Regions from separate parts of the Homo sapiens genome. Here region 1 is linked to region 2. The links are chromatin loops, found by intact Hi-C in ENCODE. Cell type or tissue: PC-9. All regions are shown on one strand. Links, peaks and the distances in the headings refer to the core of each region. The heading gives the core; the rest is flanking DNA. Region 1 has its middle 17 kb from the start of ITM2C. Region 2 overlaps GPR55 (G protein-coupled receptor 55).

What was found. Hi-C counts contacts between places; a loop is a spot of excess contacts. Peaks named below come from ENCODE experiments on the same cell type or tissue, not always from the same donor. Only the 100,000 strongest peaks of a DNase experiment are listed, where the experiment ranks them.
Region 1: a loop joins it to region 2, with 6 times the contacts of the local background. A loop is called at or near these places in 29 of 110 quality-filtered maps.

What each region holds. Positions count from the first base shown.
Region 1 is chr2:230,842,968-230,851,946 of GRCh38, reverse strand. No RefSeq gene overlaps it. Among named protein-coding and RNA genes, the nearest start is that of ITM2C, 17 kb to the left of the region's middle. RefSeq lists an enhancer at 7,646-8,271. In PC-9, for the core only: CTCF peaks have their summits at 1,506, 1,708 (motif pointing right), 3,619 and 3,825 (motif pointing left); a DNase peak (open chromatin) is centred at 3,916; H3K4me3 peaks cover 286 bases; H3K27me3 peaks cover 1,052 bases.
Region 2 is chr2:230,904,879-230,913,857 of GRCh38, reverse strand. It overlaps GPR55 (G protein-coupled receptor 55), which reads left to right. Exons shown (of 2, transcript NM_005683.4): 2 at 2,762-6,530. The coding sequence starts at 2,896. The coding sequence ends at 3,855. Among named protein-coding and RNA genes, the nearest start is that of GPR55, 16 kb to the left of the region's middle. RefSeq lists enhancers at 4,912-5,031, 5,042-5,151, 4,207-5,406. In PC-9, for the core only: no CTCF peak of the experiment used is centred there; a DNase peak (open chromatin) is centred at 5,007.

The sequences.
Region 1 (8,979 bases), core at 519-8,518, 62 kb after region 2:
CTAAGGCTGCCATAATCAAGTACCCCAATGGAGCGACTCAAACAACAAACATTTATCGTCTCACAGCACTGGAGGATCTGAAGTGCAAGATCAAAGCACCAGTAGGGTTGGTTTCCTCTGGGGGCTGTGAGGAAGAATTGGCTGCCGGCCTCTCTCCCAGCTTCTGTTGGCTTACTGGCAATCTTTGGCATTCTTTGGTGTGTATTTGGTATTGCCCTGATTTCTGCCTTTATTTTCTCACCATGTTCTCCCTGTGTGTCCGTATCCAAATTTCCCCTTTTAATGAGGACATCAGTCATCTTGGAATAGGGCCCACCCTAACGACCTCACCTTAACTAATGATACCTGTAACCACTCTATTTCCAACACATTCTGAGGTACTGGGGATTAGGACTTTAACATACAAATTATTTTTCTTTTTTCTTTTTTTGCGATGAAGTCTCGCTTGGTTGCCCAGGCTGGAGTGCAGTGGCGCGATCTTGGCTCACTGCAACCTCTGCCTCTTGGGTTCAAGCGATTCTCATGCCTCAGCCTCCCGAGTAGCTGGGATTACAGGTGTGCACCACCATGCCTGGCCAATTTTTGTATTTTTAGTAGAGACGGGGTTTCACCATGTTGGCCAAGCTGGTTTCAAACTCCTGACCTCAAGTGATCTGCCTGCCTTGGCCTCTCAAAGTGCTGGGATTACAGGCATGAGCCACCGTGCTCAGCATCAACATATGAATGTGGAGGGGAACACAATTCAGCCCATAACATCTGCCTTGACCATAATTAGACTTTCCTAGGATACCTGCTGTTATCCAGCTCAATGTGCAATCACTGTATATTCTTCCAGGTTTTCTCTACCTACATACGCACACCTACAAAGCTGATTTTGTAAAAAGTGAGATTGTATAATTTTCTGATCTGCTGTTTTTCACCTCAAATTTTCTGATCACCTCCCCATGTCATCCAGGGCAGATTATATATATATTTTTTTCTTTTTTAAAAAAAATTATTATTATACTTTAAGTTTTAGGGTACATGTGCACAATGTTAGTTACGTATGTATACATGTGCCATGCTGGTGTGCTGCACCCATTAACTCGTCATTTAGCATTAGGTATATCTCCTAATGCTATCCCTCCCCCCTCCCCAATATTTTAATGGATGTATAGGGTTCCATCTTTTGCTGCACTGAATTTTATTTGATTGAAAATATTTATGTTTTTCCAAACGTTTGCTTTTGCAAGCAAAGCAGCCTTGAAGATATGTATATGCCCAGTGAGCTTCCTTTCTTCCTAGCCTGCTGTTTTTCTAAGATAAATTGCTACAAGTGGGTTAGCTGGTTTAAATGGCCTGCACCTCGCAAAATATTTGACAAATATTGACAATCTGCTCTTCTAAAAAGCTGTGGCTCTGTACATTCCCGCCATCACAGTACGTTCTCTTCCAAACCTGCCCCTCTCCCAGCCTTCACCATTCCAGCCAGGACAACTCTGTCCCAGCAGCCCAGGCCAAAACTCGAAGCCATCCTCGTCTCCCCTCTTTGTTTCACACCCTACACCGAATCTCTGCGTAAGTCCCCAGGCTATTCCTCCAAAGTCTGTCCAGATGGGACCGTTTCTCCCACCGTGGTCCACGCCATCCTTTCGTTGGGACCATCTCATCTGGTCTCTCACCTGGCGCCTCCACCGCCCCCGCCAAGGCTGTTCTCCCCGCAGCCGCCAGGGGGCGCACTTGAGAACATAAATCAATCCTGCCTAGCCCCTGGCCAAACACCCTCCCCGGCTTCCTCTGTCATTCAGAATTAACCCCAAGCCTGGCCAGGGGGCTCCACACCCTACTCTACCAGGCCCAGGCAGGCGCGCTGGCCTCCCCTCTGCCCTCTCCTCCCCTCTCCTGAACACACCTGCCCCGCTCCTGCATACAGGCTTTGGCCCCTGTAGCCCGGAACATCCTTTCCAGCACCTGTGCGTGGTTGACTGACGTCATCCAGGTCTGGGGGCCCCTCGGCACCCCTGCCTTCCCCGGCCTCCCCATCGAATGGTACCCCCCTCACTCTCTGCCCCTACCGCGTGATTTTTCTTTATAGCACGCATTGCTCGCTAGTGTGTGACGCATTATCTGTTTTGTCGCGCATCCCCGCGTTCCCGCCTTTGTCCCTAGAGTGTGGGCCCCAGGACAGCAGGAGCTTTGCTCAGCGTTTTCACTGCGCATCCGCCCGCGTCTGGGAGCGAGCCCGGCCGTGGGAGATGCGCGGTAGAAACTGGCTGGAGGAAGGGATATCCCAAGTTCTGGGGCCATCTTTTTAGTTAATATTTGCCTGTTTGGAGGGAGAAGAGAGCGTCATGAGTTTTTGGAAGGGGCGGGAGGTTGTTTTGTTTTGTTTCGAGACAGGGTCTCGCTCTGTGGCCCAGGCTGGAGTGCAGTGGTGCAACCTTGGTTCACTGCATCCTCGACCTCCTGGGCTCAACCAATCCTCCCACTCCAGCCTCCTGAATAGCTGGTACTACCGGAGCATGCCACCACGCCTGGCTAATTTTTGTTTGTTTGTTCGTTTTTGTTTTTTGAGACGAAATCTCCCTCCGTCGCCCAGGCTGGGGTGCAGTGGCACGATCTCAGCTCAATGCAACCTGCACCTCCCGAGTTCAAGCGATTCTCCTCCTCAGCCTCCAGGGTAGCTGGGATTACAGGCGCCCACCTCCACCACGTCCAGCTAATTTTTGCATTTTTAGTAGAGACAGGGTTTCACCATGTTGGACAGGCTGCTCTCGAACTCCTGACCTCAAGTGATCTGCCCGCTTCGGCCTCCCAAAGTGCTGGAATTACAGGCATGAGCCACCATCCCTGGCCTTTTTTGTAGAGATGGGGTTTCTCCATGTTGCCCAGGCTGGTCTCGAACTCCTGGTCTCAAGTGATCCTTCCACTTCGGCCTCCCAGAGTGCTAGGATTACAGGCATGAGCTCCTGCACCCGGCCATCATGTTGTTTTAATTTGCACCTCTCTGATTACTGGGAGGTCTGGAATATTTTCCTATGTGTTTATTGGTCAAATAGTTCTTTCTGAATAGTCTGCCTGTGTCCTTTCCCAGTTTTCTATTTGTCTGTTGATCTTCATAAAAAACAGAGAAGACCCCTCTGTATATTAAGAATATTACCTGTGTCCATCAGAAGTCACTGGTATTTTTCCATTTTGACATCTGCCTCTTTATTGCATTCATAGGCTCTTTTGATACATAAATCTATCAAACTTTTCTATTATGGTTTATTCCTTGCTTGTGCACGCAGAAAGTTCCTCTCCTCCTTATATATTCACCAATATTTCCTTCCAGCACTGATAGACACACATAAACAAACATCAAAATTGTTGGTCATCACTACTTTTTTTTTTTTTTTAATGATCTTGACTATTGCAATGTGTTGGCTTTTCAAGACAAATTTTAGAATGGTTTGCTACTTGTTTGCAAAAACCTGTTGGGATTTAAATTGGATTTGCTTTAATTTTGGGGAGAATCAGCATTTTCATAATCTTCCCATCCAAGAATGTGGTTTGTCTCTCCATTTACTTTAAGCTTTATGGTCCGTAGTAAAGCTTTGTGCCTTTCTTTAGGTAGATTATAAATTTCTTCCTAGGAATTCTGTATTTGTAGTTGCTGCGAAGGGAATGTTTTTGCAGCCAGCCTTCTTCCTGGGAACTCCGTCGCGGGCCGGACCTCTCTTCCCGCGGTTGGGAGAACCTGCAGAGGGCAAGAGGCACGTTCGCGGACCGCAGGCCTGGAGGTGGTGGCGCCTAGCTGAGGGCCCTTGAGGCCTCCGGGAGTCCCCGCCGGGCCTCGCTCGGGGCGAAGACCTCGAGAGAAACTGGGTTCCGGCGGCGCCCCCTTGTGGCAGTCTGCAGGGCCGCGCTTCTGCTACTGTTGAGTTCCACCCCGAACTCCCCTCCTCCGCCTTCCTTCCCGGCTACAAGTTTGAGTCACCGCCCAGAAGGAAGGCAAATGATTTTTAACCACTTTAGACTCAGAAAAAGACAAATACAGTTTGGAAGGTGAATATGAAAAAGTCACTTGAGGCCGGGCGCGGTGGCTCAGCACTCTGGGAGGTAATCCCGGCACTTTGGGAGGCTGAGGCGGGTGGATCACTTGAGGTCAGCAGTTCGAGACCAGCTTGGCCAACATGGTGAAACCTCGTCTCCACTAAAAATACAAAAATTAGCCGGGTATGGTGGTGCATGCCTGTAATCCCGGCTACTCAGGAGGCTGAGGTGAGAGGGTCACTCAAACCTGGGAGGCAGAGGTTGCAATGAGCTGAGATCTCACCACTGCGCTCCAGCCTGGGTGGCGGAGTAAGACCCTGTCTCAAAAAAAAAAAAAAAAGTCACCTGAAAGTCACACTTACTCTTAAAAGTGCAGCAGCGTCTTATTCATTCATTCAATGCCTATTGATTGAGCGAGGTGTCTCATGCACCAGGCTGTGGGGATTCAGGCTTGAACCAAGATAGACAAGGGCCCTACTATTCCCTTTCGTCTATGTTCTAAAGAAAGGAGACAGGCAATAAGCAAGTAAATAAGTGTGATTATTTCCAAGAGTAAGTGCTTTGAAGAAAATAAAACAGTGACGTAAGAGGAATGAAGGGTGGGGGGTGGCCAGCATTGGCTAGGGTAGTCAGGGTGGGCTTTTCTGGGGAGGCATCGTTGAAGTGATGAGCTGATGAACAGGAGTCAGCCGGGGCAAGACGGGTCTACTAGAGATCACCCACTCTTGTCAAATCCAGAGTCTATTTGTTGTAGAAGTGGAAACTCAATCAGGAAAAACTGTAGCACATGCATCTGGTTACCTTGTCTGTTCTTTCATATTCATGTTTCACAACGCAGTTGTGTTTCACCCACAAGATTAAAGTTCAGGTTCATCCACAGGGATAAGGGCATGTGGGTCCCCCTAGCAGTTTGTACTTGTTTAGGGAGTGTGGACCTCTTTGGCCTGGGTATGGGAGGCATTTCTTTTTAGAACTTGAGCTGTCTTTTGGGCTATGCTTAAGGACATTTTTTCATCTGTAATTATTGTTGTCAATAAAAAAGTTAAGTCTAGGAATTGGTGACAGTTTAATGGGCTAAATTGTACCCCTATCCTCAATTCATATGTTGAAGTCTTAATCTCCAATACCTCAGAATGGGACTGTATTTGGAGATAGGGTCTTTAAAGAGGTAATTAAATTAAAATGAGGTCATTAGAGTGGGTCCTAATCCAGTGCTGGCCACCCCCCCGCCCCCTTCATTCCTTTTACATCACTGTCCTTATAAGAAGAGGAGATTCGGACACAGACACACACAAAAGGGGGACCACGAGACCCCTTGGGAGAAGATGGCATCTACAAGCCAGGGAGAGAGGCCTCTGGAGAAACCAACCCTGCAGACACCTTGGTCTTGGACTTCCAGCCACCCAGTCCGCGGTACTTTGTTACGGCAACCTTAGCAAACTAACACACTTAGATAATGTGATCCTTAGAATGAAATTAAGAAAAATCAAAGTATAATGGTTGAAAGGAATGACCCACTCTAAGACATTATTTGTAAATAGGCCTTAGGCAAGCTGAGGCCTAACTAGTCATGCTGTACCTGGTGTGAGGAAAGAATGTGTTCAGAGGAGGTAGAACAGGGAGCTCAAAGGATAGGGACTTGAAAGCTTTCAAAAACTCATTCATTTAACCAACAGTGTAATAAGCACCAGCTGCTTGCTAAGGGGTGGAGGTGAATCAAGCCCAAGGAAGGGACACATGAAGTTCAGAGCGAACTAAACAACAAATCGAGTCTGCAGGTCTGGGGAAAGTCATTGCGTATTTCCATCATCTGCTGAAATAGTCCTTGAGACACCCCCTCCACTGTGCTGCCTGCTGCCCTGTCGGATGCCTACTAGACAACCTTTTGGTTTCTAATTTCGCTTGACTTAGGAGAAGGGTGTTCACCACCCACCTGAAGTTTCATTTAATGAGCACCTACTGTGTGCCAGGCACTGGAAATAACAGTGAGGGATTGACCGGGTCCCTGCTTTTAGGGAGGCTTTATATTCTGGGATATAGAGAGAAGTGGGTGGAGTTGCACTATGTTTGTAAATAGAGTCAGAAGAACATGGAGAAGAATTGGATGTGAGGGGAGGTAGGAAGGAAAGAGAGGACTCCAGGATGACTCCCAGGCTTTTGGTCTAAAGAACAGGGTAGATGGTTGTGAAATGGAAGCCCGTGGAGAGGGGAATGGGGGAGAATTATCTCAGTTGTGTTGGGTTTGAGATGTCCTTTAAGCATCCAGGAGACATTAAGTAGCAGTTTGATACGTGGATCCTGGGAGGAGGCTGGGCTGGAGATACAGATTTGGGATTCAGCTTACAGGGAATTGAAAGTCATGAGGCTGAATGAGAATACCTGGGAATAACCCATAGAAGGAGCAGCCAAAGGCCAGGATGAAGCCTTGGGGCTTGTGCACATTTAGAGGTTGAGCAGAAGAGGGGAAGAAACCAGCACGGTGACGAGGAGGCCTCCTTCTATCAGGAATGTGTGGTGCACAGAAGCCAAGGGAGGATCATGCTCTAACAGGGAAGGTGTAGTCAACTGTGTCACATGCTGCAGAGAAGCAGGGTAAGACGAAGACAGAGACTGGAAGTCTTGGGTGTCCTGCCTGGCAGCCACAGGGAGAGATCCGTGGGGATGGTGCCACTCTGCACTGCAAACTGATCACCTTGTGAGATTCCCTAGTATCAGTGAGTCCCTGGTCACTGGGATTCCTGCTCAAGAAGTGGGGAATGTTTCTGGGTGTCTGTCTAGACAGCCCCCCACCTGCCAGTGCCAGTAGACATATCCAGAGACCAAAGTACATTGTTAAGGTATTTTCTGTCTTTTAATAACTAAATTATCTTCTCAGACATGAATGGGAAGGTATAAAACACCATTAAAGATTGGGATGGGGGCCTATGAGCAAACCTTACCTGTAGTCTTTCCAGGATGAACCACATAGTCGTTAAGGTAAATACAGAAGGAATAAATAGATAAAGATATGCCTGGATGGTAGGATGGCTGGCTGGATACAGAGTTTCACAACCTTGGGACCATTGTTATTTTAGGCTGAAAAACTCAGTTGTATGGGCTGTCCTCTGCATTAGTAACATCCCTGGTCTCCAACTACTGGATGCCAGAAGCATCCTGCTCCTCACCACCAATTGTGATAACCAAAGAATATCTATCTCTAGGCATTGCTGGAAGTTCCTTGCAAAATTGCCCCTGGTTGATAGATGTTTGGATGGCCACATGGATGGCTGAATGAATGGCTGGCTGGCTGGCTGGCTGGATGGATGGATGGATGGGTGAGGATGACAAAGGCAATAGTGTGGGGAAAAGCAAGAGAGATCAGATTGTTACTGTGTCTGTGTAGAAAGAAGTAGACATAGGAGACTCCATTTTGTTATGTACTAAGAAAAATTCTTCTGCCTTGAGATTCTGTGACCTTACCCCCAACCCCGTGCTCTCTGAAACATGTGCTGTGTCAACTCAGAGTTGAATGGATTAAGGGCGGTGCAAGATGTGCTTTGTTAAACAGATGCTTGAAGGCAGCATGCTCATTAAGAGTCATCACCACTCCCTAATCTCAAGTACCCAGGGACACAAAAACTGCGGAAGGCCGCAGGGACCTCTGCCTAGGAAAGCCAGGTATTGTCCAAGGTTTCTCCCCATGTGATAGTCTGAAATATGGCCTCGTGGGAAGGGAAAGACCTGACCGTCCCCCAGCCCGACACCCGTAAAGGGTCTGTGCTGAGGAGGATTAGTATAAGAGGAAGGCATGCCTCTTGCAGTTGAGACAAGAGGAAGGCGTCTGTCTCCTGCCCGTCCCTGGGCAATGGAATGTCTCGGTATAAAACCCGATTGTATGTTCCATCTACTGAGATAGGGAAAAACCGCCTTAGGGCTGGAGGTGGCACCTGCGGGCAGCAATACTGCTTTGTAAAGCATTGAGATGTTTATGTGTATGCATATCTAAAAGCACAGCACTTAATCCTTTACCTTGTCTATGATGCAAAGACCTTTGTTCACGTGTTTGTCTGCTGACCCTCTCCCCACAATTGTCTTGTGACCCTGACACATCCCCTTCTCGGAGAAACACCCACGAATGATCAATAAATACTAAGGGAACTCAGAGGCTGGCGGGATCCTCCATATGCTGAACGCTGGTCCCCCGGGTCCCCTTATTTCTTTCTCTATACTTTGTCTGTGTCTTTTTCTTTCCTAAGTCTCTCGTTCCACCTTACGAGAAACACCCACAGGTGTGGAGGGGCAACCCACCCCTACACAATAGAAACTAGAGACCCTCCAAGGGAAGGAGGAAGAAACCTGGGAGGTAGAATACAGTCTGCTTAGCCACCAGGGACCCTCTGCTCCTGGCAGTTCTTCAGTGCTAAACCTTTATATATTAATTGACTTGGTTACTTAGGAGATTGGACAGGGACAGGTATCTGGAAAGGAGGGTTGAGGAGTCCAGAATAATTAGTGGGTGGGAACAGGGTAGGCACAGAAAATCTACTCATGCTTTCCTCTCAGCAGCTAGGACAGAACTGTTGTGAACAAAGTCTACCAGGAAATGACTTAAGATGATTCGGTTTCCCAGCATAAAACTGGGCGGACATGGTGAGGAAGGCGGTTCCCCTGAGGTATCTATAGTTATTCATATATCTATACCTATGTCATCTTGGAAGATAGAGATCTAGATCTATATTAAAAGCAGCAGCCGCTAACATGTATTGAGCATTTACTACTTTCAATACAGGCATAGTGCTAAGCACTTTATGTCCATTACTTAATTTCTCCCATCTCTATGAGGTAGTTATTACTACCATTACTATTGTCCCCATTTTATAGACCTGGAAACTGAGGCATTTAATTTTCGCAAAGTCACCAAGCTGCTAAGCGGTAGAACAAGGATTTGAACCCAAGCAGGCCACCTCCAGAATCTGTACTGTCTAC
Region 2 (8,979 bases), core at 380-8,379:
AGACAACTTCTCCAAGCCAATTCCATCTTCCTCTTTGGTGTTGCAACATTTTACATTTAGACTTGAACTGGGCTTTGACCTGCTTTTCTCATCATTTTTGAAATTTGCCTTGTGAGTTCCAAGCTATTCCAGTAATTTTTTGAGCTAGGCCTGTGGCCATTTCAGCATGTTTAGTGAGGAGGCGGCCACCCCACCTTGCAGATTCTGAGCATCCTGAGTAGGACCAGTTACTCCTACACACCCCTAGGAGGCACCATCCCCACAGACCACAGGACACCAAGGCTTTGAATAAGAGGAAGTATTTTTTCCTAGATCTCTCATTACATAAATCTGTGAGAAAAGTTAACACATTGGAAACCATAGAATCTTTGGAAAGCCACCAAATCAAGTAATGTATGTTAAATGTTTAGTGCGTAGTGCTCAATGGATGATATATATATGAACCTATAAACATCTATCTATATATATCGATTTTCTTTTTCATTAGAGATCAGAGAGGGCTTGGGAATGGTATTACATATAAGATCTTAAAACACACCCCAATTTTTTCCTCCCACGGGCGCCCAATAGTGATGAGAAACAATAGCAGAATGAGAATTCTGTTAGCAATAGCTGCACAGCAAAGAAATAAGTCATAGGAATGCTTATTGTGGAATTCATTGTTTCCTGGTAAAATACTGGAAACCTAAATGTTTATGAATAAGCTACTGGCTAAATGAGTTTTGGTATACCTACACAATGGGAGGCAAACAAGCCATTCATATATGCTGATATAGACCAATGTCCAAGAAACATTGATGAGCGAAAAAGCAAGGGACAGGGGCTCTAGGTATATTATTTCCAAATTTTAAAGAAGTCATACATGTATATGTATGCATGCATATATTTGCATATATGTATCTACTTAGAAAATGTCTGGGAGGAATATGCAAGAAGCTGTAAGCCATGCTGCCTTTGAAAAGGACAGTTGAGGCCTTAGGGTACAAGGAGGCTGACTTTCCTACGCTTGTTCTTTTGTTCTCTTCGAATATCTTATTGAGCGCCTGGAATACTTTTAAAATTAATAAAAAGCTATGAAAAATAATAACAGAAGCTTTAATTAATAACAGAAGTTTTAGGAACAGGTGCGGGGCCTCCCGCCTGTAATCCCAGCACTTTGGGAGGCCGAGGTGGGTGGATCACCTGAGGTCAGGAGTTCAAGACCAGCCTGGTCAACATGGTGAAAACTGATCTCTACTAAAAATACAAAAAATTAGCCAGGGGTGGTGAGCGTGGTGGTGCATGCCTGTAATCCCAGCTATGAAGGAGACTGAGGCAGGAGAATCGCTTGAACTGGGGAGGCAGAGGTTGCAGTGAGCCAAGATTGTGCCACTGCACTCCAGCCTGGGTGACAGAGTGAGACTCCATCTCAAAAACAATAAAAATAAAAATAAAAATAAATAGCTGCAGTGGTCACTAGTATGGGATTCTCTGGTGGGAGTCCATGCTGATGTCTCCTCCCTGATACATCGATATCTTGGGATCTCAGCACCTGCTAGCCAGGAAGTCATGGGAGGTGGGAGAGGCACAGGAAGGTGGGTCTCACGGCAGGACCTGGCCGCACTTGCTCACCCAGCTGCTTTCTGCCGAAGTGGTTAAGGAAGATGCCAGGCATAAATGTCCTTTCCATGCCATGCCCCTGTGCTCTAGTGAATGTGGCACATTCCATGTCTAAGGCCAGTCCAAGTCAAGTACACCAGCAGCATGGCCTCACATGTGGGGAGAGGGAAGAGTGGGTGAGAAAGGAGGGAGCAGGGAGGTGGGCAGAGGCGGGCAAGTGGGGAGAGGGTGGAAGTTGGGTCGTATTTGAGTCCTTCTAGCAACCTGGTTCTGGATGCCTGGATTGAACACTTGGTTTTTTCCTGCTCCAGGGCTACATACCTTGATGCAGAACCCCACAATGGCACTCACCCCCTCACCCCAAATTGACCAGGCTCGGACCACACCCCTGTGCAACCACACCTGCAGCCTTGGTCCTCCCGTCCCTGAGGCCACTTCTAATTTTCTGCCCGACAAAAGGCCTTTCCTTGCCCTGTGGAGACCTCAGGGCCCCGCTCCATTCCTTCTGGGAATGCCATTTCTCCCATATCTCTCCATTTTCTGTCTGGTTTTCTCTTTGGGGTACAAGAGGCTGCAGCAGCTGCAGACCTTATATCTTGGCAACTATGAATCCCTGACAAGGGACTCCAACCCTCTGCCTGGAAACCCAAGCAAAAGTTGTGTTGATTATCATGGCTTCTTGGAGAGTCAAATATCTGTCCCTGAACCAATGAACTAACCAGCTACTGTGTCCAGGGGAATGCAACGCTCTGGTGTCAATCATCCCTGGTTGCAGGTTGACTGTGTCCAACCATCAGGAAAGTGGGTGGGAGGAGGACAAAGGAGACAAAAGGAGCTGAGTCCTGGAAACAGCATTTGAATCCCTGATCCAGCTGCTCCTGAAGTCAGCCCTACCCTAGTTTTCATGTTTTCCATTATGTGAAACTGTCTCTTTGCTTCAGCCTGTTTGGGTCTGGGTATGTGCTGTTACTTCTTTCAACAAAAGGAGTTCTGATTTAAAAGACAGATGTCCATGCACAGCAGGTTCTATATTTGTCAAAGAAAAATGTGTGTATGGTAGAAAGAGAGTGAGAAAGCGAGTCTGGAATGATATACACAAAAAGTAACAGTGGTTGCATCTGGGCAGCAGGATTAAAGGTAATTTTTCTTTTCTGTGTTCTAGTTGTGATTCAATGGGCATGAATTGCTGTGTGATGCTGGGGAGGTGTTTGTGATTCTTGACAAAGTCATTTGAATCCATCACTTCAAGAGAGTGAAAGGAGCCCCGTCTGATCTGTTGGTGTTGTAGGAAGAAACATGAGTCAGCAAAACACCAGTGGGGACTGCCTGTTTGACGGTGTCAACGAGCTGATGAAAACCCTACAGTTTGCAGTCCACATCCCCACCTTCGTCCTGGGCCTGCTCCTCAACCTGCTGGCCATCCATGGCTTCAGCACCTTCCTTAAGAACAGGTGGCCCGATTATGCTGCCACCTCCATCTACATGATCAACCTGGCAGTCTTTGACCTGCTGCTGGTGCTCTCCCTCCCATTCAAGATGGTCCTGTCCCAGGTACAGTCCCCCTTCCCGTCCCTGTGCACCCTGGTGGAGTGCCTTTACTTCGTCAGCATGTACGGAAGCGTCTTCACCATCTGCTTCATCAGCATGGACCGGTTCTTGGCCATCCGTTACCCGCTACTGGTGAGCCACCTCCGGTCCCCCAGGAAGATCTTTGGGATCTGCTGCACCATCTGGGTCCTGGTGTGGACCGGAAGCATCCCTATCTACAGTTTCCATGGGAAAGTGGAAAAATACATGTGCTTCCACAACATGTCTGATGATACCTGGAGCGCCAAGGTCTTCTTCCCGCTGGAGGTGTTTGGCTTCCTCCTTCCCATGGGCATCATGGGCTTCTGCTGCTCCAGGAGCATCCACATCCTGCTGGGCCGCCGAGACCACACCCAGGACTGGGTGCAGCAGAAAGCCTGCATCTACAGCATCGCAGCCAGCCTGGCTGTCTTCGTGGTCTCCTTCCTCCCAGTCCACCTGGGGTTCTTCCTGCAGTTCCTGGTGAGAAACAGCTTTATCGTAGAGTGCAGAGCCAAGCAGAGCATCAGCTTCTTCTTGCAATTGTCCATGTGTTTCTCCAACGTCAACTGCTGCCTGGATGTTTTCTGCTACTACTTTGTCATCAAAGAATTCCGCATGAACATCAGGGCCCACCGGCCTTCCAGGGTCCAGCTGGTCCTGCAGGACACCACGATCTCCCGGGGCTAACGGAAGGACATCCTGTTCAGGGGAAGAAAGCCCTGGCCCTGAATTCTGGTAACGGATATCGCGTTCCAGGGTTTTGATGTGGTGGGATGATCCGCACCATCTTCACTGATGTGCTTCCCTTTGATGCCCATTGAGTGCCAGCTTTGCTCATTATACCCCAAAGACCTTTTTTCCACTGCCCAGACAGCTTATACCACCCAGTGTTCAGGGATCTCTGAAGAACCCACAGACCAGGTGAATTACTGATTTCTAAGTCCAAAAACTATAGAGCAGAAGAATTGAGAAAGAGAATGAGACCATGTCAACAAGGCTGTTTCCAACTCTCCCCATTTTCCTGTTCGACTGGGAGGTTCTGGAAAGAAAGAGAGAGAGAGAAAAGAGGTAAAGGAGGGAGCCAAGAGAGTCAGTTATTGGGGAGAGTGTCTTGGGCAGAGGTGGGGTGGTAGGGATGAGTGAAGTCCCTTTTTAGTTTGGGTGTCCCAGAACAGAGCAGACTTGCATTTTCCAGTCCCTTCTGGAACTGTGTTGCCAAAAGCCTCACTGAGATGACAGCAAGAAGGGGTGGTGTTGGGGCTGGGCAAGTAGCATGGATCACCCCAAGTTTCCAGTGAGCCTCAGAAAGGTGAAGGAAGCCAGCCACACCTTTCCGTGCCCGTGAGAAGACTGCAAAATGACTGAGTGGGGTGTTGATGACATCCAAGAGCCATGAGGGGGGAGAGGAAAGGACACTTCTGGGGAAGGAAGAAGACAGGCCCAGGGCTGGAAGCACACAGCCCCTCCCCTATCACCATCAGGGTGTCCACAGCACGGAGTGTTGGTGCTGGCCCAGGGTGAAGAGAGACAGTGAGAGACGGCCTGGGAGCGGGGAGACCCCGACCTGCTTTCTATCTTAAACAGACTGGGAAGTTGCTCATTACAGCTAGCTTCCTTGAAAACAATGGCAAAGAATCAGGCCTGCCTTGGTTCCACCATAGGAGGGTGGAGGAGGTGCTGTCTTACTCACCTGCATCCTGGCTGGGCAGCTGGCACCCGTGGCACTGCCCATGGAGCCGTCCCTCCCTGGCAGCTGGGAGGGAGATGAGGCAGCTAGGCACAAGGGTGTGGCCTTGAGAAAGAAGGCAAGGGGGGGTCCCTGCTGGTCCCAGGAAACTGTAAACAATTGAGTCACGCCTGGATGGCTTCTCAACGGATCTGGAGGAGGAGTGCAAGTGACAGCGGAAGCCTCCCAATGACTCAGCTGCTCCGGAGAGTGAAATGATGAGAAGGATCCATTGTGGGGTGGTTTTGCATGACAGAGCGAGTGGGATGAGGAGTAACTGATGAGACTTCATGTGAGCAAGGTCTTCAGGAGGAAAAGCAACTGAGGTCTACTTGTAGGATCTGGGCTCAGTGGGGGCTGAAGGGCTTGGGAGGGGTGGTGACCTGAGGGGAAGAAGAGAAGCATTTGGATAAACCTGGACCTGTGGGGAGGAGGAGGAGGAAGAGGAAGAGGAAAAGGAGGGGAAGCTGAGCCGTGGCCCTAGGCTTGAAGCCTGCAGGGAGTGCAGGGTGGGTGGGGAACCTGGCTGAGCTGCTTCCTGCCTGAGAGCTTTCCCAGCTGGCCTAAGAGCCATGGACGGACAGGAGTCGCCTTCTCAGGAGCAGCTCCCGCTGTTGCTGTGTTCAAGTGGCACCCTGTACACCTCCTCCTAGGTGGATGGAGGGAAGGGTGAGGAAGAGAGCGTCAATGAAGGGGTGGAAGTGGATGTGGAGGAGTGACCAGACCAGACCAGACCAGACCAGAGGGATCGGAGGCTCAGGCCCCCTGAGCTGGGCCTCTAAGAACCACAGCCACAGAGTCAGGCTCTGCAGACCCAGAGGTAAGGCTGCCTGGCTGCCCCAAACCCCAGACACTCCTCTCCTTGCCTGCAGGCTGCCCTCTCCCATGGCCACCCTAGACAGAGACCCACCCGTGATACTCTGAGGGAGCCAGACTTTCACATGCAACGGGGCATTTGGGGCTGGTTCGGGTCAGTGTCTACGGGTGGTGGATTTAGTGACCACCCTCCTCCCACTTCTTTCTCTGCACGAGGAGTTGGGAGCCTGCCTGGTGGAGTTGAGTGATGCCCGTCATGTGCACTTGGGTCTACCAATGTGCTTAAGGCCAGATGGGCTTCCTAAGAGACAAGGGTGGGTGGACCTAACCAACTATCATCCCCAGCGATGTTCAAACATAAAATCTTATCTATGTGCAGCATGACTCTCTCCAGGTGACAGAAAGGGCTCTAGACAGCTGAGAGGACCTGATCATGTAGGGAGGGACGGGGAGGGGAGCCAGGACCCAGGAGCTGCATGGCTGTAAGAGGAAGGTCCTTGGAGGGTATCAGCAGTCTCAGTGTGATGTGACAACTATGGACCTGTGGGTGTGCCCTGGGGACCCCTGACCCATCCCAAAACACTGTGGAAAGAAGGGCCTCTTCTCCGTGGGGACCCGTGTCTGTGGGAGCGGGCACAGGTCCATGCTGCAGGCCACTACGGCTGCTCGGCAGGAGGGCCGAGAGTTTGGACCCACATAGCTGCAACCCAAGCTGGCCCATAATCAGCAGTGGGGCCCAGCAGCACAGGAGGGGCGGACGGTTAGCTTTGGAAAAAATGACTTGATTAATCTGATTCGCCAAATAAATAGATTCATGTGATGCCTTGTGACCTTGTCTTGGACTAAGCTTACTGGACCCGGAGAAGAGCAGGCCCCAGATGGCCCCTGCCAGGTCACCCAACAATCTTGGTCTCTTCAGCAGCCACCTGGCCACCAAGTGTGGGGCTGCAGGGAGTGGCCCTCCCTGCTCAGGAGCACAGCTGGGCCTGTCCAGGTGACCAGGAGCCAGACCCTTTGGGGTCTAGTTTCCACTCCCCCACATCCACACGGGTGCTTGGTTCTCTGTGGTAGCAGCCAGGCTACACAGACCCCGCATACTCGGCTGCAGTCGACCCCACCCTGCCCTTGCCACCTTGTCCCACCACCACCTTGTCGCACTGCCACCGTGACACTGCAGCTGCTTCTACAGGCCCTGGCTTCTCTGCATACACAGGGGTGGGGGGCCCAGTATGAGAAACCTGCTGACCGACTGAGGGGCTGAAGAACTGAGGGGCTGAAGACACAGGGCCAGTCTCTAGAGGTCCTCCTCGGTGGCCCTTCCCTCCCTTCTCTGACCTCCTGTGGTGGGAATCCGACTTTCCAAGGGTGGATTCTCCTAGGTTCTTTTCCGCACTTCACAGTGAATTTTGCTAGCCTTTGGAGAGCTCCCAGAAGCTGTGCCCTGCTAGGCTCTGGCCTGGGCCACTCTCTGTCCTGAGTTCCCCACAATCCCGAGCGCAGCTGATCATGGCGTGGGTGCTGAGGGCCAAGGGGGACATCTTTGCTCCATCTAACCATCTCCTACTAATCTAGGAGCCACCCCCCATGTAGGCCACGTCCCCTAGGGATAGTGACCACCTCCGCTTGGCCCCAGGGAGGATTTGACTTGGAGAATGTCAGTTCACAAGGTGCATTTGTCAACTATATTCCTCTTGAGTTACCTCTCTGGGGACCCTCGGAAGCTGAAAGTCATGATACTAATACTATGTAATTGCCACAGGATACCAAAGACCTCTGGAAGCGTAAGATAACACCCTTGTAGCAAGACCACAAAGGGATGGAGATTGCAAAGGTGCTTGAAATGACTGAGGCCTGATAACAGTTGTAGAGATTCCTAGAGGTTAAAAAGGATTCAGTTAATAGACCAGTGCGGAAAGAAATTGGGCAGAGCCACTGTGTGGGTGTGAGGAGAGGCTGGCGTGCAGAACAGTCAAGAGGCAAGGGTGGGGACATCCCCATAGCAGGAGGAGCTGTGTGGGGATGCCCACGCCAGACCACCCTTCAACTGTCCTCAAGAGTCAGTTGTACTGTGGACAGCGACTTTCCAGGGCCAAATAAAGGCTGGCAGGGACCACTTGACAACCTTACCACTGCGGGGGGACAGAGGACTCAAAGACATGCCAAAGGTGCCTTTTCTGGGTGAGCACTCCCCTGAAACTACCATCACAGGCCCCACTGGCTTTTTCCACCCAGAGCTGGCTTCTCTAGTGAGCCGAGGGCACAGAGCCATGAACAGCCATTTGAGGGGGTGTGGATAGCAGGTCAAGAGGGACTCCAGGAGCTTGAAGTGGAAGGACAAAACAGACGTCCCTCTGCCCCACTGCAGGCCTGAGCGCTCCCTCCCAGGCCAGGAGCCTGCAAGATATGACCTCCTTGCAAAGCTGTTGCAGAAAAGGCCACATGGTGCCTCAACCATGAGTCACGACAGAAACGTGGCCCTTTGTGCTTTGAAGTCTCGTGAGGTAGGATCAGAAGCACTGTCACTTCAAAGCCAGACGCGGCTCTGGTTCACTTTTGAGGCTTCAGATGACAGCTTTATTCCGGAGGCCCACGCCTGAGTGAGTGTAACAAAGACGCTGCCTGCAGGGGGGACCTGCATCTCCACCGGGGCCAGCACAGTTATGCAAAGGCTGCTTAGGGTGCAGACAGATGTCTCCAAAAAGCCTCTCTTCTCAGTAGGTGGCTTTGGGCTGTGCGTAGTGCAGATGAGAATGCATACACACGTGTGCGTTTCTCGTTCAAGTGGTGTCTCGGAGCGGCTTGCCGGTGGAGGCCACACAGAGTTTAGGAAAGTTGTGCCAGAGTTGACTAGATCTGGCTAAACCCAGATTTTCCAAACAGCCGATTCCCCAAGTCAGTGCCTAGTGCATTTCAGACGGAATGACCCTGACTGGGGAAAACTGATGTCCAATGACCCAGTGATCGCTGTGTGAGCCCCCAGCCAAAGCACAGTTCTGGGAGTGGGTGGAGGGGTTTCCCTGAGGGCAGTGGAGAAGCCTTGAGGCCAGTGGGCCTGGAGTGGTTAAGGAGGGCTCCAGAGGACCGGCTCAGGGTGGGACATGTTTGTGGGGATGGGTCTCCAGACAGCATTAGGTAGGTGGAGAGACCTCTCCCTCCCCAAGATGGGCCACGCGTTGCTGGGCACTGGGCACTGGGCACTGGGTGTGGCCCCCTTCGGCAGTAGATACCAGCCTCTTTGCTGTGGATTTCCTTCAGTTTCCTAAATCTTC